Linked DNA regions of Homo sapiens: region 2 is linked to region 1. The links are chromatin loops, found by intact Hi-C in ENCODE. Cell type or tissue: sigmoid colon. All regions are shown on one strand. Each heading gives the region's core, and the rest is flanking DNA. Links, peaks and the distances in the headings are about the cores only.

Evidence for each region. Peaks named below come from ENCODE experiments on the same cell type or tissue, not always from the same donor. Only the 100,000 strongest peaks of a DNase experiment are listed, where the experiment ranks them.
Region 2: it touches region 1 in a loop (2.5-fold over the local background); 9 of 110 quality-filtered maps call a loop at or near these places.

What each region holds. Positions count from the first base shown.
Region 1 is chr10:30,779,871-30,790,337 of GRCh38, forward strand. No RefSeq gene overlaps it. Among named protein-coding and RNA genes, the nearest start is that of LINC02644, 62 kb to the left of the region's middle. RefSeq lists an enhancer at 3,276-3,776 and a silencer at 5,263-5,572. In sigmoid colon, for the core only: a CTCF peak has its summit at 4,142 (motif pointing right); DNase peaks (open chromatin) are centred at 1,951, 3,387, 4,191 and 5,561; H3K4me3 peaks cover 1,755 bases; H3K27ac peaks cover 3,949 bases.
Region 2 is chr10:30,721,872-30,732,338 of GRCh38, forward strand. LINC02644 (long intergenic non-protein coding RNA 2644) reads left to right here and starts at 1,348. Exons shown (of 2, transcript NR_134497.1): 1 at 1,348-1,465; 2 at 1,548-1,869. In sigmoid colon, for the core only: CTCF peaks have their summits at 5,095 (motif pointing right) and 5,301; DNase peaks (open chromatin) are centred at 5,100 and 5,365.

The DNA.
Region 1 (10,467 bases), core at 791-8,790:
AACTGCATCCTGCCTTCTGCTTCCCAGAGAGCCTGGCCTGACAGAGTGGGGTTTTAATCAGCACGCTCTGATTATAGGGCTTCGAGTGGAGCAAATCCATCAGCAGCTGCTCAGGAACTGGAGAGAGTAAGGTGGCTTGAACCACGGCTGTGGTAGAGCAAGGGGAAGATGGTGAGTTGGGGGATGCAGCATGCTTTTTGGATGTAGAGTTGACAAGGCTTGCTGATGAGATCTGATGTGGGGGTTGGCAAAAGAGAGAAGGAAAAAATGGCCTCCAGTTTTTGGCTGAACATCAGGATAGATGGCAGGGGTATTTCCAGAGGTGGGATGACTCCATAAGGGATGAACTGGGGCCAGATCCTCAAGTCTTGGCCATGTTTGAGGGGCCTGTTAGACACTTGGAAAAGGTCTAATTGTCCTCTGGACGCAGGGGGCAAGCTGTTCTTCCCATGAAACTGTCTTCGACGCAGCAGTCAGGGTTAACAACCGCTACCATTTAGTGGGCACGTGGCACATACCAGGCGTGGTGCTAAGCACACCTATTGCCAGGATCCCAGACTCAGACCGGGCAACTGTGCCATGCTAACAGCTCTGTGGTGGAGCTACAGATGCTTAACCTGTCCTACAACAGGGCATCTGTCTTTCCAGCTATTTTATATCCAGTTGGGTCTCCTACTCTAAACTCTTTTCTAGCAGGTGGGGCATGGTAGTGTGCATCAGTAATCCCAGAAACTCAGGAGGCTGAAGTGGGAGGATCTCTTGAAGCCAGGAGCTGGAGACCAGCCCAGGCAACACAGTGAGACCCCCATCTCTAAAAAAACTTTTTTTGAAATTAGCCAGGTGTGGGGTCCTGGGGTTTCTGGGGTCCCTGCTTCTAGCCCCTCTGGCGGGTGAGCCCCGCGGGGAGGGTCCCAACGTGGCAAGGAGACCTACAAAGGGAGGCCGAGGCACCGGTGCAAGCACAAACCACACAGCAAAATTAGCCAGGTGTGGGGTCCCAGGGTTTCTGGGGTCCCAGCTACTTGGGAGGCTGAGGTGGGGAAGGCTGCTTGAGCCCAGACGTGGGAGGCTGCAGCAAGCTATGATGGCACCACTACACTCCATCCCGGGTGACAGACAGACTGAGACTTCATCTCTAAAAATAATAATAATAATAATAATAATAAGCTCCTTTCTACCAGAAACCATGTCTAGCCTATATCTGAACTCTCAAGTATGGACCATGGGGGCTTTGCCTACAGCACTGCTCAGGCAGCACGGGAATTCCCAGGAGCTTTTGGAGCTGCATCCAAACTCCAGGAAGGGCTGCCCTTTTCAGTGACCTGCCCTGGCATCCCAGTGCTGGGTGGGAGGGAGCCCTCAGCCCTCCTTCGGTGGGGTAGTGAGGTTTCTGAGCAGAAATCCCAACATCATCTTTCTCATGAGTCCCTCTTTCTGCCCTGTTTGAGAAGGACAGGTTGAAATGCCATCGCCCATCGCTGGGGGCCTCAGCCTTCACCTCTGCCCTCAGGAAAAATGCTCCTTCCCAGGAGGCTACTAACATGGACTATTTGCCTGGTAGAGCCAGGGACCCCGGGGTCCTGATGTTGGGGATCTGCAGGCCCTATCCCCTCCAATCTGCAGAATAAAATAAATCCACAGCCCTCTTCTTCTTCCCAGGCACTGAGGCATCTTCTGCAAAAATAACATTTTCTTCTCTTTCCAGAGCTATGGGTGCATGAACCAAAGGGAGGGCCAAGGCCCACTGGTCCCCATTGCCACTGGGAAGCTCGCCTGCAGGATCCGGAGTGCCTCGGCGCCATCCTCCCTGGAAGAAAGCTCCCTTGTTCCAGGCACACAAAGGATGTGCGCTGGGCAGGCGACAGGCCATGAATGCTAATGGCCCAGGCGCTTGCAGGCTCCAGCTCTGCCTGGCGGGAAAGCCAGCCTGGTGCCTCTGCCACTCTTCACGCTGAGCCAGCCCTGGCCTGGGGCTGCAATGCACATGGCAGCTCCCTTTCCTGGGGACCCCATTTCTTTGCAGTGCGGTGGCCCTGTCCCAGGCCAGAGGCGTGGAGCCCTCCCGTGCCTATCACGTGGGAGCGCCTGGGAACCCAGGCAAGCATCTGTTGCAGACTGCACAAACGTCTAAACATCCGTGCAAACTTGGACCAACAGGTCCTGCTGAAATGTGCTAACCATCTGCTTTTCCTTAGCTGTTTTTGAGCAAATTATGTTTATTATGTTAATTTATTTTACTGTCAACAACACAGAATGACACAGTTGCTGCTAAATATCATTATATATCTCAGCCTGGCATATCACCAGCAGGGCTTTTTTTATTTTGTATTAATTTTTTTGTATATACAACAAGAATAAATACATATTGAAATGTCGATCTATTTAAAATGGTGTCCGGGATGGTAAAGTCATCTGTACAGAAGGCCCTGGTTGCTCACCCTTCCAGCAAAGGCTTTTGCTAGGAGAGGCAGCACAGCGGCCATCTGGGTGGGGGCCTAGGCCTGCAGCCCGCCCAGGTCCCTCCAGACAGTTCCATGTTTGGCCAGGAACATGGGGCTTCTCAGAAGTTTGTGGGGTTAGGAAAGAGAGAGAGCGAGAGAGACAGAGACAGAGAGAGAGAGAGAGAGGCTCCCAGGCGCCTGTTTTCTTCCCCAAACGTCCTCCTCCCTTAAAAAATCCTCCCATTTTCCAGATGGCCAAGCCAGGGGGACCCAGAGGAGCCAGGCAGAGAGAGGGTGTGCCCTAGTGACTCACTGGGAACCACCCTGAAACCCAAACAGCTGGCCAGGGGTTGCAGCTTATAATAATTACGTTTTTGATCATTTCCCCCCTGCAGAGACCAATAAACTCCACATTTCCAGAGAAAGAGAGAGGAGAAAAAATAAGGGCTGCTGAGCAGGAGGGAGGGAAGCCTGACAAGGAGAAGATCGTTCTGGAAATGTACCAAATCATTGCGCGGGGCATGAAGGTACTGCTCTCCACAACTTCCTTAATGCTCAGCTAGTGGCCAAGCTAAGGAAGCTCAAAGTAGCACCATGCAGACTCAAATAGTTCATCAATTAGGTAATAAGCAACAGAAGGTAAGTGCAGTTTCCTGGGAGGAAACCAGGGCCTCAGACAGACACCAGAGCCCCTGCAGAAATGAACAGAGTTTCTTTCATTCCGCTCACAGGCCCGACTGAGATTTCATCTGCACACCCCAATTGGGGGGCAGCAGGAGAGGCCAGGGTGGGCTGCCCTGTGTCGTGGAGGGGAGGTTTGCCTGCGGACCCCTCAGAAGCTGAGAAAAATCCCCAGGTGGCGTTTTCACAGCACCAATGACCTGCATGGTCAAAAGATGTGGTAGCCAGGTGGCTGCTGGCTGTCCCTGCAAATATTTGGTTTCAGAGAATGAGTCGGATTACACAGTTTCATATTTGGAGGCTGAGAGAGCTGCGGCCGTAAGCCTCCATCCTGGCTTGTCTGCAGCAGCCAGTAGACAGCCCATAAAAACACGGGGCTTATGTTCACACAGATGGCTGTTGGTTTTATCGACTTGGGGAGAGGAGCAGAAGATGGTCACGGTGCAGCTGCCTGAGACTCTGTCAAATGGGTCTCAACTGCTGGGGACACAGTGACCATCGAGGGCCACCTGGGTCCTAGAGGCCCCATGAGGTCTGGACATTCTCAGAAGGCTCCCTCCACACCCCTGAAATGTGTACAGGACTCTGTCACTACCCACCTCCCAGAGCCACCACCCTACCTCCTCCCAGTCCCACCAAATGAATGACTAGGGCCCGGGCTTGAAGGATGGCCACAGCGCTGGTTCCTGTCCCTCTGGGTCTCAGGCTGGGCCTCCTTCCTTTCTCTAGGAGCCCACTCAATCCTTGGGAAACAATAATACACTGTTTCACCCTAAAATCGGTGCCTAAATTTTATCTCTTCAAGGGTATCTTCTGTTTAATTGGGAGCTAAGCCTTGAATCAAAGAAACGGATCCGTCATTGCAGAATGTCTTACTTAGTAGATGGCATGAAGGGAGAGCGTCTGGTGCCCTGTGTGTTAACCTCATTGCAGGGAGGAGAAGAAAGTGGGCAGAGACCATCCCAGCCCCACTAAATCCACGCTACCGCCCGGGAGGATCCCAGAAAAGGCAGGGGAAGGGGCTTGGAGAGGGAGGCTGGCCACACGGTGGTGCTATTGCCCACGGCGGTCTAGTTGGCCTCCGAACTGGGGGTGGAGGGTGGGAAGTGGTTAGAACCATCCCCAGCAAAGAGAGAAGAGAGTGCTGACTTCAACTCAGTGGCAACCAGGGGGCATAGATGAAAAAAACAAATTGCAAATTCTTCCACCTCGGCCTCAATCTCTGTGATAAAACCCTGCGGTTCTCTGATGATTTCTGGGGTGATGGGGTGGGGCTGGGTTAAGAAGAGACTTATACTGTGATTCCTGGGTTGGGGGACGGCGCTACGACTCTAAGGTTTTAAGCAGTGATCCCAGCAGGTTAACTGGGGCAGTAAGTGCTGTCTTTCTCGGGGAGGGAGGGAGTTCAGCTCCAAAGGCGGCCTGGTTCGCAGGCTCCTTTCCCTAAGATCCTTTAGAAATCGTTCCCATCCCAGAAAGGAAGCTGGGGCGCAGCTGTGAGCGCCCCCCTCTCCCCCCGCCTGCCCCCACCCCCTCTGAGCTCCCCGCTTTGCTCTGAAAAAAACCAAAAGCATCTCTCGATGCTGGGGTTTCTTCACATAAAGTGATTACCACGTGTCAGAAATAAACTGCAGTCCCCTTTGGAGAACAGTGAGGTTGGATCAAAAAGGAGAACTATTTCAAAACATGCTGCCAGCTCGTCTTTTCAAAAATTTTTCTTTTTTTTTTTTTTTTTTGGATGTGGGGAGGAGGATTTCAAAAACAAAAAAAAGTAAGTCAGTATCTTCTCACAACTGCAGCTGATTTCCTGTGTAAACGAAAACCATGTGATATTCCATAAATGCTTCCAGCTCTAAATTACAGGAAATGAAAACCATCATGGAAAAGGAAAGCTTTCAGAATAAATCCCCACTTCGGATCCCGCCGCGGCGAAGCTGCGCTGGGCCGCCCGCACACACCTGCGGGTCCCCGAGCTCGCCCGGGCGCCCCCGCCACCGTCCCCAGAGCGCGCAGGGAGCGGGGCGCGCGATCACACCCTCCGCGCTGCGCCCGACCACTCGGGCTTTCAATTAGGAGCCAAGCTGAGAAAAGTAGGCTTTTCTTTATGCACGCCTCGCCGAGGTCAGGTTACGACCTCTCAACCGTCTTCAATCGGCGGTGGCATCCATATTCATGAAGGCTAATTAACTCTGAAAGGCTCGGCGGGGCTGGCCCTCCCCGGGCCGCCCAGCGCCGCCCCCCGCGGTGCAGGGGTGGGTGAGTGGGGGCCCCGAGCCCAGTACCCTCTCCTCCCTCCCCCGACAACCCGCCAGGCATCTTCCCAGGGCCGCCCGGCCTCCGCAGCTGCTCCTGGGCCGGACTCCCGAGCACGCACTTGTGCGCGGGGACACGGGGTCCCAGGGCGCGGGGACCAGTCAGGCGAGGAGAATTAGCTGCGTCATTTGTCGCCATCCTAGCAACTCGAGCTTACTTCTCCCGATAGCTCCCTCCTGGCCGCTGCTCCCAGGGGCCGAATGTGGGAAAGGGATGCTAATTCCAAGTGAGAGTTCATGCTTGGGGTTTCAGGCAGCCTTGCAGATGGGCGGCCCTGGGACCTAGGTTATAGCCCCAAGCCAATGGACTGTGGGGGCGCGCGGGGAAGTCACTCCACCTCTCTGGGCTCTTTGCGTTTGCTCTGAGATGACAAGAGGCTGTTAGGCTGGAGAAACTCCTTTCCACTTAGTGAAACGTCCCAAGAGGTCTCTCCTGCGGCCTTATTTCCCCAGCTCTGCATGAGAATTTTTAGGTTTCCCAGTTCTGCAGGAGCCAGCAGGTTCTGAGGTTCCCAAGGGGTGGCAACTTGTAGGGTAACCTTTTCTACTTCTTCCTGTATCCATCAAGGTCCTTACATTTTAGATTTTACAAACGGACTTGAACTAGTTTAAGCAAACTAGAAAATTCTGTTTTGTGGATAGAGACTTTGCTCATGGACCCATGGGCCTGAGATACCTCCAGGCTCAGAAAGTTCTTCCTCCTTCTTTCACCTTTTCTTCTATATTCCTGCTGCTTTGTTTTTATTGGCCGACTGACTGCCTCAAGGCCTGTTTCTCAGTCCACATAGGACAGAAGATGGTCCTGCCACTGTTTATCAGTTTACATCTGCTCTATTCAACAGGGGAGTCCAGCCTGAAACTGCATCTCCAGAATTCAGGCACAAAATTCAGTTTACATCTGCTCTATTCAACAGGGGAGCCCAGCCTGAAACTGCATCTCCAGAATTCAGGCACAAAATATGGGGCTGGCCCAGCTTAGATCACATGCCCAGCTCTGGTCCAGCCAATTGAGAGCAGAGGGCCAGCCACATGGTACTCACTGCCACCATGGGACTGCCCTGTGGGTAGGGGATGAATCAGGGGTGAGCTGGCCAGAAATGGCTAAGAGCATCTTCTGCATGAACTCAAGCCTGATTTCAAGTGGGTGCAAGGTAATTTCTTTCAGAGACAGATAGCTCTCTGGGCTCCTGACCCAGAGTTGGCTTCACCTTTTTTATTTCTTTTGTTTCTTTTCAGAGATGGGCTCTCACTCTGTCGCCCAGGCTGGAGTGCAGTAGTGCAATCCACAGCCTCAAACTCCTGGGCTCAAGGGATCCTGCAGCCTCAGCCTGCAGAGTAGCTGGGACTACAGATGCGTGCCACCACATTCAGCTATTTTTTATTTTCATTTTTTGTGGAGATGAGGTCTTACATTGTTGCCAGGCTGGAGTGCAGTAATGTGATCAGAGCTCACTGCAGCCTCAAACTTCTGAGCTCAAGTGATTCTCCAGCCTCAGCCTCCTGAGTAGCTGGGGCTACAGTTGGGCACTAACCACACATGGCTAATTTAAAACAATTCTTTTAGCAGTGGGGTCTCGCTGTGTTGTCCAGGCTGGTCTTGAATGCCTGTCCTCAAGCGATCCTCCCACCTTGGCCTCCCAAAATGCTGGGATTACAAGTGTAAGCCACCACACCTGACCATGGCTTCACCTAATAAGAAAGAGGAGGGGACAGAATTCCCAGTGCAGAATTCAGGGGCACCAGGAAGAACATACCTGACCTCCCTGTACTTCTTAGCAGGGAGCCAGGGATGAAGTCAGAGGCCCACCATGACCAGAGAAGCAGACAGAGAGCCCACTCTCCATCAGAGACACTTCTGTGGCTGGGCCTGCCTATGGTGATGGGATTGCCACACTAGGGCTCCTGCTGGGTCCCCTCCATCCTGCACTAAGATGAGAGGTCTAAGGCAAGCCCTGTGCCGCCCATTCTGGGGGAACCATGGCCTACCTGCAGATGCAACTACCAAATCAACACATTAGACCGAGTCGGGAAGTGAAATACTCAGAGTTCTTAATCCTAAAAAAAGGAAATCTGCTTTAGCTAGTCCATCAGAAAACGGATTTCAGTGTACTAGTCAAGATGCGCTAACCCTACAACAACTGCAAACTCAGAGTGGCTTAAGACAATAAGAGGTTTATTCCTTGTTCATGTCGCCATGCAGGCTAGTGATCCAAGAGCCCAGGCTCCTGTCTTCTCATGGCTCCAGGGCTCTTGTCATCTCCCAGCGGATCCTCTGCGCCTTGCTAGGCGATAAGAGTGTGGGTGATTGTGAGAGGCTTTAGGGACCAGGCATGGATGTCTGTCGCTTCTCTCCACGCTCCATTAGTTGGGACTCAGTCGTGTGGCCACGCCTAAGGGCAAGGAAGGCTGGGAAAGGCAGTTCAGCTCTGTGTGTGCCTGACAACGGGGACAAAATGGGACTGGTGAGCCCTGAGCCATTCTCTTGGGAGATCAGAGCAAGCTCACAGAGTCATGGGCAGCCAGGAGTCAGAGTTGAAGCTAAACGTCCGGGAGCGATCCCTAAATCCCGCCACAGAACTTGCTGAGGAAACAGCAGTGGTTTCTGCCACTCATAAGCACAAAATGCCACAAATCTGCTTCATCACAAATGCCACATCTGCTAGATCTAATGGGACATGACCTTGCACTGTCTGGGAAACAGCATAAAAGCCAATGTCTCTGCCGTGGCTCAAAACAGAAAATTAATGCACCAGGCAGATTCCCTCCTGCACCTTTTTTCCCTTCAGGTTATTAATTTCCAAATTGAAGTCTTGCACAGGAGCATATGAAAGATAGACTTAGGTCACAAGACTTCTTCTTTCCTGCAAGGGATCCTGGGATTTTGAGTTCTCACTTTTACTCTGGGAAGGTGGGACTCATATTGTGAGCTTGTCCTGTAGTCAGGTAATAGATGGCATCTATGAGCAAGACAAATGTCCCCCATTGGAGGTGAGCAAAGAGGGAGGCCCCTGGCTATTGCAGCTCTGGCTGGGCCTAGGTAAAATGGTGTTGAGGATGAGTTATAAACTATGTCCAAGCTTGCACAAGCAAAAGGCCAAGTGGCAGAAACATAGGTCCTTGGAGTCAGGAGGAAAAGTCAAAGGTTATCAGTCCAGTTCCCAACTTCACACAGGCATCCTGTCTACCAAAAGTGCCCTATGATGGGTCAGCCCCACTGAAACATTCACCGGGATGGGTGACTCAGCACTGCCTTACAAGGCAGCCTCGTGGATCACTTTTTGTTCTTAGGAGTTTCTTTTTTTAGGTGAAGCAGAAACCTGGCTTTCTAGAACCTCTACCTCTGGCCTGAGTTCTGTCCTGGGAAGCCACACAGAACGAATCTGCTTTTCATGTGTATGACAATTTTAATGTTCCACTCTTCTGTGGTTTTTCTCATCTTCTTGAGGCTGAACATCCCTTCTTCTCTACACTCTGTTCCTCACATGGTGATCTCTTAAGAGAGACCCATGGGCAGAGGGTAGAGGGACAGATCCCCAAATGGCAGTGCTGTAAATTTCACCACTCCCTGAAACAGTCTCAGAGGGGTGCATACACATCCCAATGTGATTGATGGGAAAATGGAGAAATCAAAGCAAGAGAAGAAATCCAGGGTCCAGATCAAGACTTGGAACCACTGTCCTCGAGTTTCTGCGGACGCCACTCCCATGAGATCTGTCCTCCCTGGGCCCATTTAATGCACCACCTATCCCTGTGCTGGGTCCCAAGCCTGGGGAGCTTCACATTGACACCTTCAACAGTTACTGCAAACAGTTACAGATGCTTCAGGTGGGACAGAGGTAAACAAGTCCTCTTGTAAGAGCCTCTAAGTTGTTGCTCTGAAGGTGAGTGTGGTGACAGTGGGGAAAGGGTTGTTTACCCTGAATTTTTCTGTTAGAAAAAAGAAGGAAATTTATGTCTCTTCATGAAATCCTACCTGTCATCTCTGCTGTGCTCAGCCTAACGGGTCCCCATGACAAAGGAAGGGAGCTCTTATCAAAGGAATCACTGGCGATTGTGTAGAGACGGTCTGGAAATGATGGCTATAATAGATATCCATTGTGGCCAAGTTCAAATGTGGATATTTCACAGGATGGCCCGACCATCTAGACCTTGGACTTAAATCATTGTTCATTCCAGAAGTCCTGGATCCTTTGCTGTTTCCAACTCTCTTAACTCACTGTTTTCACAATTATGAAGGAAATAGAAGTTTATTGTAAATATCTGGAAAATATATATGTGTATAAAGAAAAAAACTAAAATGGCCAGGACCAACCACTGCTAACAATTTAGTGCCTCTGGTCTGGGTTTTTACATGTATTTGTGTATAGTCATGTTAATGTCATGCTGTGTATACAATTTTGCAGACTTTTTCTCATTTAATGTTGGGTTGTGAGCATTTTGCCATATGGATTCTTAGAGAATATGGTTTAAGACTGGATCACATCCATTCTTTCATGTGCTTATTCTTCAGTCAGGGAATATGGTGTGCCAGGCACTGTTGTAGGTTTCAGGGACATTTTGGGGGACACAATAGTAAACAAGACAGCCAGCGCCCTAGCCCTCATGGGACTTATAATCTGGAGAGAGGGGCGGAAGTGGAGAAGCAGTCATGACAAGGGGGATGAGTGGGGCGGAACACGAAGAGTGTCACACCAGCGTGTAGCAGAGTCAGAAGTGGGTGCGCGGGTGGCTTCTCAGAGGAAAGCATGCTGAAGCAGAGCCCTGAGGGATAAATGCAGAAAGCGGTCTGACTCCTGACAGAGGAGGTAGAAACAAGACTTGGATGTGAGGGGGGAACACTGGATGACTTCAAGGTTTCTTTCTTTCTTTTTTTTTTTTTTTTTTTGAGACGGAGTTTCGCTCTTGTCGCCCAGGCTGGAGTGCAATGACGCGATCTTGGCTCACTGCAACCTCTGCCTCCTGGGTTCAAGCAATTCTTCTGCCTCAGCCTCCCAAGTAGCTGGGATTACAGGTGCCCGCCACCATGCCTGGCT
Region 2 (10,467 bases), core at 857-8,856, 58 kb before region 1:
TTGGATGTTTGCTTATGTGTGTGTGAGGCTTTGAAATCCCAGGAGGCACGTGGTGAAGACCTAAACTGAGGATTGCTCAGGGTAGCGGTCTCCAACTTTTTTGGCACTAAGGACGGATTTCATGGAAGGCAATCTTATCATGGATGGGCAGCAGGTGGGGGATGGTTTCAGGATGATTTAAGCGCATTACATTTACTGTGCACTTTATTTCTATTATTACTACATTGTAATATACAATGAGATAATTATACAACTCACCATAATGTAGAATCAGTGAGAGTCTTGAGCTTGTTTTCCTGCAACCAGACAGTCCCGTCTGGGGGATGATGAGAGACAGTGATAGATCATCAGGCATGGGATTCTCATAAGGAACCTGCAGCCTAGATCCCTCACATGCGCAGTTTACAATACAGTTTGTGCTCCTATGAGAATCTCCTAATCTCCTTTGCTGGGGTGGATCTGACAGGAGGCAGAGCTAAGGTAGTAATGCAACTGATGAGGAGCCGGCCACTGTGAATACAGATGAAGCTTCCTTCTCTGGCTCACCGCTCACTTCCTGCCACACAGCCCGGTTCCTAACAGGCCGCAGACCAATACTGCTGGTCTGTGGCCCAGGGATTGGGGATTTTTGGCCCAGGGCCCCTACCCCACCATCCTCAGCCATCCCTCATTCCTCCCTGAGGGTAGGCACAATCAAGCCATGGCCCAGAGAGAGACTTTGGCATTCATTTTCACAGGTCTTTCTTGAGCTTAGATCCAGAATAAAGCACACATGTTTCAAAACAGGCCTCTGTGCAAATCCTTTCTGAACTAATGTAGCCACTAGTAATGGGGGACAATTACCAAGAAGTCAATAAAGAGTACCAGTGCAAGTCCAGGTGCAGTGGCTCACGCCTAAAATCCCAGTGCTTTGAGAGGTTGAGGAGGGAGAATCACTTGAGCCAGGAGTTCAAGATCAGTTTGGGCAACATAGTGAGACCCTGTCTCTACAAAAAATTTAAAAATTAGCTGGGCATGGCGGGGGCGTGCCTTTAGTCTCAGCTACTCAGGATGCTGAGGCGGGAGAATCTCTTGGGCCCAGGAGGTAGAGGCTGCAGTGAGCTGTGATCCTGCCATTGCACTCCAGCCAGAGCAACAGAACAAGACCCTGCCTCTTAAAAAAAGTACAGTGCTCTATTTTCAAAAATATCAAGGTAATTCAAATGCAAAAACATCAAGGTAATTCAAATGCAAATAACTGAGAATTAACTGTATTGGTAGGGCATTTGGCCCAAAGAAGACTTCCTCTTTTTGAAAAGTAAATACATTGCATTGCATGCATTTGCTCTTTTCCCCAGAGAAAGGATGTTGGGCTGCTCCAGACCTCTGACAATGGATGCACCCCCAGGATTAGATCAGAAAGATGGACCTGCCAGGGGAAAGCGTCAGAGGCTTCTGTTCCTACCATCAGTACCATGGATGCGCTGTGAGTGTGGAGCCTGTATGGAAATGCCCCACTGGTTTCACAGTGTCTAAAGCTGATCCTTGGGGACTAATAGAGAAGAAAGATTAACAGACCAGCGTCCCTTGTTTCTAATACTGAACTGGCCTCTACTGAGCTTTTGCCTCTACTGAGCTTTTGTCGCGCAGCTGAGATTGGAAAGGAAGCCTCAGGAGCAGAAGCGAATGCAAGCTAACAGAAAGAAAGGCAGCGCGGAGGACGCCACAGCCCCAGCGCCCTCCCAGCCTCAGCAGAGCTGTGGGGATTGTTCTTCACATCTGACGCCATGGGGTTCTGGAAGTCTCTTAAGGGATATATTGGAACTGACTTGTATTATTTGGAAATCGACATAAATTGTCTATTATTAAATCTCACTGAATTAAGTCCAACTTTACCATCTGAACACCGTTTTAGCATTCATCCTGAAATGGCTGGAACATGATTTGTTAGCTCCATAAGGGTAAAGAAATATTAGCTGGGTGCAGCAGCTCATGCCTGTAATTCCAGCGCTTTGGGAGGCTGACAGGGAAGGATCGCTTGAGCCCAGGAGTTTGAGACCAGCCTGGGCAACATAGTAAGACCCTGTTTCTAAAAAAAATCAAAAAGTTAGCCAGGTGTGGTGGCACGTGCCTGTAGTCCCAGCTACTAGGGAGGCTGAGGTGGGAACCTTGCCTGAGCCCAAGAGATTGAGGATGCAGTGAGCTGTGATTGCACCACTGCACTCCAGCCTGGATGACAAAGTGAGACCGTGTCTCAAAAAAAAAAAAAAAAAAAAAAAAAAAGAAATATTGAGCAATGACTGACCAAGAGCCTGTATGGAAGCAAAGAAAAATAAAACAAGCCTAATGTTTAGTAGCGGTTTCTGCAGATGGAAGACAGCAAACGGGGAAAGAGTGCATTTGGGATTGCAGGACTTGGTTAGTGTCAGAGCCTGTCCTAAAAGACGACGATGCAGCAGGACCCTACCTGTCCTTATGACTTCCTTTCATCCTCCCCGCTCACCCTCCATGCTTCCTTCCTGAAGGAGGCCATTCCATTATTAAAATCAGGAACTGCAAAGATCCGGCAGGGAGCGTCATTTGCCAACGGTATTTGAGGTCCCAGTGGGAAAGATTTTTTTTTTTGGTTGGATGGAGTCTTTCCACAGATTCACATACGGTTATCACGACAGCCACAGCATCTGCTGAAGTCTATTTCTAGTAACATGTTGCACATTCCAGACCTCTCATTATTTGCAGTGGTCCACATTCATTCATGAATACTTGTATTTACTACTTGTTCATTCAATTATTTCTTGAGTGGGTACTTAGCTTAAGGGTCAACAGAACGCAAATATATCTTATATCTAGGCTCTGATGCCCCAAGGGATCTGCATTCCCTGGGACACAAAAATAATGATAATTCACCAAGAAGCATAAATAATGATGCAGGGCCAGGCATGGTGGCTCACACGGTACTCCCAGCACACTGGGAAGCTGAGGCAAGAGGATGGCTTGAGCCCAGAAGTTTGAGACCAGCCTGGGCAACATAGTGAGACCCCATCTCTATAAAAATATTTAAAAGTTAGTCAATCATGGTGGGTGCACCTGTAGTCCCAGCTACTTGGGAGACTGAGGTGGGAGGATCACTTGAGCCCAGGAGTTCAAGACTGCAGTGAACTATTATTGCACCACTGCACTCCAGCCTGGGTGATACAGTGAGACCTTGTCTCTAAAAATAATAATAATAGCAATGCAACAAGAACCTGTTCTGCATGGAATTGTGCCCCACTCTTTCCCCTTCACCTACTCCCCCAAAAAGATTGGAGTCCTAACCCCTAGTACCGCAGAATGTGACCTTATTTGGAGATACTTGAGTCATTAAGTTAAATGAGGTTTTCAGGGTAGGCCTAATCCAATCTGACTAGTGTCTTTATATGAAGGGGAAATTGGGAAGTGGCGGCAGGCATGCACAGAGGGAAGACCGTGTGCAGATGCACGGGGAGAAGACGGCCCTCTACAAGCCCAGAAGAGAGGCCTCAGAAGAAACCAACCCTGCCCACACCTTGATCTCAGACTTCCGCCCTCCAGAGCTGTGAGACAATAAAGGTTCTGTTGTTTAAGCACTCCAGTTTGTGGTACTTTGTCATAACAGCCCAAGGAAACGAATCGTGTCCACAGGAGGGACTTCTGGCTGGAGGTGGGAGGGAGGGGAAGGGATCAGGGTGGCTTCTGGGAGGAGGTGTCCTCTGAGTCGGCCTGAAAGGACTGGCAGGATTTCTCACTGCAACTGGACATCAGTCCTTCAGCCATCAGTTCCAAAGAGAAGATCTGGAAGGAGGAGAGGGAGAGGAGAGGCACACCCAGTCTCCCACGTGTGGCACAGGCAGGATAAGGACATAGCAAGTAGGGCCTCGAGGCTGAGGTGAGGGTGCACAGAAGGAAAGTGAACTTGGACATGGGCGGGCCAGGGGAATCCGGCTAAGGGGCTCTTCAGATGTGGGGATGACCCGGCAACAGCACCTGCGACTGACTCCTCTGGTCCTCAGGATCCCCAGGCCTAGTGCGTCCCTTTCTCATGGGACCCGGGGTGTTTCCAGGGCTGCCTGGTTTCATAGTATCCTGCGCCCTGCGCTAGCACTTCCATCTTGGACCTTGATGTTGAAACCATTACAGGTGCTGACTCTATTACATCCTCCTCTCATCTGATCTTCATATAAAGATATTTCTGAAATCTCCAGCAAACAACATGGCACTTGGAAAATGGCGGACTTGGGTTTCCTACCCAGTAGTGCCATTTTTTGGTAGACCTCAGTGACCATGAGGCAGCTCTATCAAATGCTGCTCTGATTTTATAAGCTGCTCAGGAAAACGAAATTGTTCTGTTGCATTGGAAATATGGAAAGTTTTGGAATCTTGCTATATTAAATTTTTTTTTAGATTTTGACTCTTAAAAAATCTTTGAATGGCCCTGGGAGATAGATTGGTCATGTCATAAACAAAAGACCAAGGCATACAAAAGTTACGGGACTCGGCTAAGATAACAGAGCTGGGTGGGGCAAGGCTCTTTAAGGACGGCACCCAGATGTGGTGGTCCGCATTCCCCTGTACCTGATTGTTGTTGAATAATGGAGGTAAACTGAGGCCCAAGGTCACCTCCTGCTTTAGGGAGGGCCTTAGGTAAGGGCGGGAGAGGAATCGCAGGCCCCGCCCGAACAGGCTGCTTTCTCTGCATGATTTCATCACATCCTCGCAGGCAGCCCCGAGAGGCACCCGCTATGCCCTTTACTGAGGAGGGTCTTCAACATTCAGTTCTTCCTCATCCTCCCATCGCTGGTAAGAGACCCATTCCAGTGGAAGCTGAGGAACGAGACCTGCCTGGGAATGAGACCTTTCCTCATGAACACTAATTTTATCCAGGGGTGATAGGGTTAGGGGGAGGTGTTTGCTGTTAATATCCGAATGTCTCTCTAACAGATTTCTATCAGGTTTGATATAAGCTGTCAGCTGCCTCCCTCCAGCTGGAGAAGCCAGGAAAGGAAATGCAGGGACTGGCCAGGGAAGGAAATACGGAAGCGACAAAGGAGATACCTTTGCATCTGGCGAGGGGCAGCCGCGCAGACGGAAGGCTGTGGCCAGCAGGTGGCGCTGTTGCTCAACGCAGAAGCCAAGGCTCCAACTCCAGCGCCGCCTCCGGCTTCACAGTCCTAGGATCTGCAGAGGAAGCCTCTGCTCTTAGGCACAGAACTGGGCCAAGACCTTCCCCTAAAGACCCCAGGGGCCAACTCCAGCTCCGTCCGGCTCATTTGTTTCCAGTTCAAGGAACCTGAACTCTACGATGGGCTGACCTGGGAATGTTCGCATTGCCCTGATGCAAGCAGTGATAAATTGTGCAGTGACATGAACGTGCCCAAAGTGGGAGTCTGCAGACCACAGTTCCTCTTAGCCAGGCTTCCCTCCCCCCGCATGCACTCGCTCATTAATTTTTTATTTTTTTATTTTGCTGGCTTCTTTAAACCTCTTCCCTTTGCCAGCTTTGCCATCTATAGAATGAAGGTGATACCTTTCTTTGGCTCAATTAGTTAATGTCAGGAAAACTCTCTGCAGATGAAAAGCACTAAATTCTATTGATCAAATATTTAATTAGCCACACTTGCGGATGATTCATAATCATCTATTCAACTTCCTGAATTGCCAAGCAGAGAAAATGGCATGATTAGAAATATAATTTTAAATACCGGTTTTCAGAGATTTTGTACCTGTCAAGGCTATGGGAGAATTACTGAATTAGCATACCAGTTCCTCCCTGATTTTCCAAGGGCCTGAAGAAACCGGCTCCTTTCCCACTCAGCCTGTGACCACAACTGCCCTCCTCCACCCACACCTGGCCTGGGGAGTAACTCAGCCTCAGGGCCTCACTGGCAGTGTCCAGCAAAGGAGAGAGGAAGGAAGGAGAATGGGGAGGAAAGAGCCTCTGAGTGAGGGACAACTCTGAGGAGGTCTGACCAGCCCCCAAGGAGCCCCAGCAGTCATCCCTTGGAGGAAGTGGTCAGAAATGGCCAGGCCCAGGACCCTCTGGACTCTGTCACTGGCTGGGCCTGACCTTGGCACGAAAGGTGTAGTGCAGCAGTCCCCAACCTTTTTGGCACCAGGGATAGGTTTTGTGGAAGACAATTTTTCCATGGATGGGGAGAGGGTCAGGAGTGGTTTCATGAAACTTTCATCTCATATCATCAGGCATTAGATTCTCATAAGCACTGTGCAGCCTAGATCCCTCACGTGCACAGTTCACAATGGGGTTCGTGCTCCTATGAGAATCTAATGCTGTGGCTGATCTGACAGGAGGTGGAGCTGAGGTGGTACTGCTTGCTTGTTGGCCAGCCACTCACCTCCTGCTGTGTGGCCTAGTTCCTAAAAGGCCATGGATCAGTACCAGTCAAGGGCCTGGGAGTTGGGGACCCCTGGTATGGTGATTCCAGAAGGCACTGCACCTAGAAGCTGCTGACTGGACCACACTCCTTGAGACAGGCTCTCGCTTAAAGTTTGCTGAGCAATCCCACTTCCTCAGCTGCCCTGGCCTGTGCCAATGACTTATTTAAATCAGTAAATCGATAATGATGGAGCTGACAGAATAGTAACATTAGTTCTGAAAAAGCCAGGGAAAATATACACATACACAGACGCGTAGATACTTATGTATATAGATGGAGACAGTAGACGGATGATGGAATACAATTTTAAAACAACATTCAAAATTGGTTAATATCCTACAAGGTAATAAAACTGTAACACACACAGTTATGATTTTCTACTCGCCAGAAATCCTTTACACCTCTACTGGACAAAAATCATCTATAGTTTATCAGTTTTCTATAAGTTAACATGGAACTTTAGAGTCTACGCCTGATCAATAGTAAACTGTAAATCAGAAAAGACAATATTCCCTAGAGAGTCAGGTACCTGTAGGCAGGCGTGTTGGATAATGCACAAGTATAGGCATGTAATCATCTTTATGCCTCACTTCCAAGTTGTAAATAATTAACACTTCTCTTGGGTAGTTACATTCTGTCAGGAGAGGGATATAAATAAATAGCCAGTTAAAATATTGTGTGACAAAGGAAAGGCGAGGAATGAGCAGAAGAAAGCAGGAGAAAACAGCACAAAGGTGCTTTTTTTTTTCTTTTTTGAGACACGGTCTTGCTCTGTCACCCAGGTGTGACGAAATTATGGCTTACTGCAGCCTCAAATTCCCAGGCTCAAGTGATCTTCCTGCCTCAGCCTTCTGAGTAGCTGGGACTACAGGCATGCACCACCATTCCAAGCTAATTTTAAAATTATTATTATTATTATTATTATTATTATTATTTTTAAGACAGTCTCACTCTGTTGCCCAGGCTGGAGTGCAGTGGTGCAATCACAGCTCACTGCAGTCTCAACTTCCCAGGCTGAAACTATTCTCCCACTTCAACCTCCCAAGTTCTGGGACCACAGGTATGCACATACCACCATGCCCGAAATTTTTTTTTAAGTTTTTTTGTGTGTTTGTTTGTTTTTAGATATGGGATCTTGCTGTGTTGCCCAGGCTGGTCTCAAACTTCTGGACTCAAGTGATTCTTCCACCTCAGCCTCCCAAAGTGCTGGGATTACAGGTATGAGCCATCATGCCCAGTCTTTTTTTTTTTTTTTTTATTGTAGATACAGAGTCTTGCTATGCTGCCCACGTTGGTCTTGAACTCCTGAGCTCAAGCCATCCTCCCTCCTCAGCCTCTCAAAGCACTGGGATTACAGGCCTGAGCCACTGTGCCTCACAGATCCCAAAGGCTTTTGATGGCCCCTCCATAGAACTGCTAATAATTCCAAACAGCTGAGGGCAGAGACGAACCAGTCTTGAGACTGAAGCAGGCATTGAGACTGGCCAGGACAGTGGATTACATAGTGAACTATTTCTCTTTTGCCATGCTGGGGAATTTGGATTTTTATCCTTAAGGCAATAAGGAGCCATTGAAGTGTCTGAAATTAGAAATAAAATCGATATTTGTGTTGATAAAGATCACTCATGAAGGGTGGAAAATGGATTGGAGGGTACTAAAACTGAAATTAGGCAACAAACACAAAGGTAGCTAATTTAATTTCACTGAACTTTCTGGATCTGTGGTTTGGTATACGTCATTAATATTAGAAGGCCCACTGCCATTATTACTTCAAATATTTGTTCTGCTCCATTCTCTTTCTCTTCTCTTTCTTGTATTCCGACTCTGTGCATGTTACAGCTTTTGTAATTGCCCCACAGTTCTTGGACATTGTATTTTTTGTTGTTTTTTTTATTGTTGTTGTAATATTTCTGTTTGTGAATTTTCTTTCAACATTCTCAGCTCACTGATTCTTTCCTCAGCCATGTTGATTCCACTGATGAACCCATCACAGGCATTCTTCATTTGTTATTATTTTTTTTTAATTTCTAGCATTTCCTTTTTGGTTTTATCTCTCTGTTTTCCATCTCTCTGCTTACATTACCCATGTATTCTTGCATGTTGTCTACTTTTTCCATTAGAGACCTTAACACATTAATCGTAGTTACTTTAAGTGTCCTGCTTGATAATTTTTAACATCTGTGTTATAGCTGAGTCTGGTTTAGATCATTGCTTTCTCTCTTATGACTTCTTTCTTGATTTTGGTGGAACTTGTACGTTTTTGTTGAAAGCTGGACAAGTTGTATTAGGTAATGGGAACTGAGGTAAATAGACCTCTTATGTAAGGATTTATGAGAATCTGGCTAGAAGTTGGTCTTTTTGTTTAGTGTTTTCTGTAAAAACTAAAGGTGCCAGAGCCTTTTAATTCCACCAATGTCCTTGTTTGTGTTTTTTCTCTCCCCTTTTAACCTCAGGATTCCCTACATACTCCTCCTCAAAGAGAGTCTCTGTCTCAAAGCTCTTTCAGCTGTAATTTACTATAATTATATGCAGGCCTGTTGGTGTGGTGGTAATATGTAGGGGAGTGGGAAGAGTTCTATAATCTTCCAATTAAATCTCAGGCTTTTAGTGGGCCTGTGACCCTAGCCTGTGACACCCAAGTGTTTCTTCTTGCATATACCTCCACCCACCTTAGGTAAGGCAGGGAAGCCAGAGGGGTGTGGGGTGAGAGGGTTGTCCTTCCCCCATGGCTTTGGAACAAGGCTCGGGTGAAGCCTTTTCCCCAAAGGGTAGGCCTTTGTTCTGGAGAACGCTCTAGGTATATTTCACAAGAATTACTCTTCCATCCAAGATGCCATCTTGGATCTTCACCATGAGAACTTGGTAGGGTTTCTGGAGGTAAAGCCCAAAAAAGTGTGAGGGGCCCCATCAAGACTGCACTCCCTAGGAGTTTGTCATTCTCACACTACTCCACACTCAGCCTCCAGATTCATTAAGATAATCACTTAAGTGTTTCTACCAGTTTATGAGTCCAGTGGTTTCTGTTCTAGGTCAGTAGATCTTGGCTCTGACTCTGGATTTATCTGTCTTTCAAGATTTCAGGATGGTAGTTTGCCCTGCAAGCTCAGTTCTCCAATGGGTCCTTCCAAAAAGTCATCGATTTTCTGTTTGTTCAGCTCTTTCTTGTAAGGACAAGAGTGATGACTCCCAAGCTCTTTGCATGTTGGAGCTTCAAACAGAGGTCCATAAATAACTTACTTTCAGACAGTGATGAGTGTCAGAGAATGGACTAGGGAGAGGAGGGAGTCATCATCAAGGTCATGGAAGCCTGTCTGGGGAGACACCATGTGGAGGAGACCTGAATCGGGGGAGGGCATAGAGGCAGCAGGATTGGCAAGTGGAAGTTCTTGGAGCTGAAAGAAGGACTGTGGGGCCAGAGCACAGGGGAAAGGATGCAAGAGGGAGAAGAAGGTGAGATTGGGAAAGGGACTTTGGGTGAGCACATGCAGGGCTTTGTTCTAACCGCAAAGGGAAGCCATTAAGCAGGGGAATGATATGTGGTGTAACTTAGGTTTGTGGATGATTCTTCTGGCTGGGGAGTCCATGTGTCCATGTTTGCTCAGGACAGTCCTGGTTTATGTCTTTTGCCTGCTGTCATTATCTTCCATGCCCCTTCCACTTACAAAAGTGTCTTCATTCAGATGACAAATCACAAGGACCCCCTGATCCTGGCCACAGTGAGGAGGAGATGTTAGAGTGGCCATGAGGGAAGCTGGGAGGTCGGTTGGAGGTGAATGTAGTGAAGCGGACAAGCCGTGATGGGGTGGTGGCCTTGGAGCTGGAGGGAACCGATGACCTCAGGACATGTTACAGAGGTGGAACCAGTGGGACTGTGCCTGGCTGACCTGGGGGCCAAGGAAAGAGGAGGTGGGGAGTCAAGCTACCAGGAACGATTCCATCACTCCATCATCTAGTAGTGTCAATTCCATCTCTGTTAACTCAAATCTGTCATTTGGCTTCCATTCTCACATCCATCTCCCTAGTTCAAGCCTCTTCACTGCTCACCTGAAGTTGAGATCCCTCTCTAACCCCATGGGCT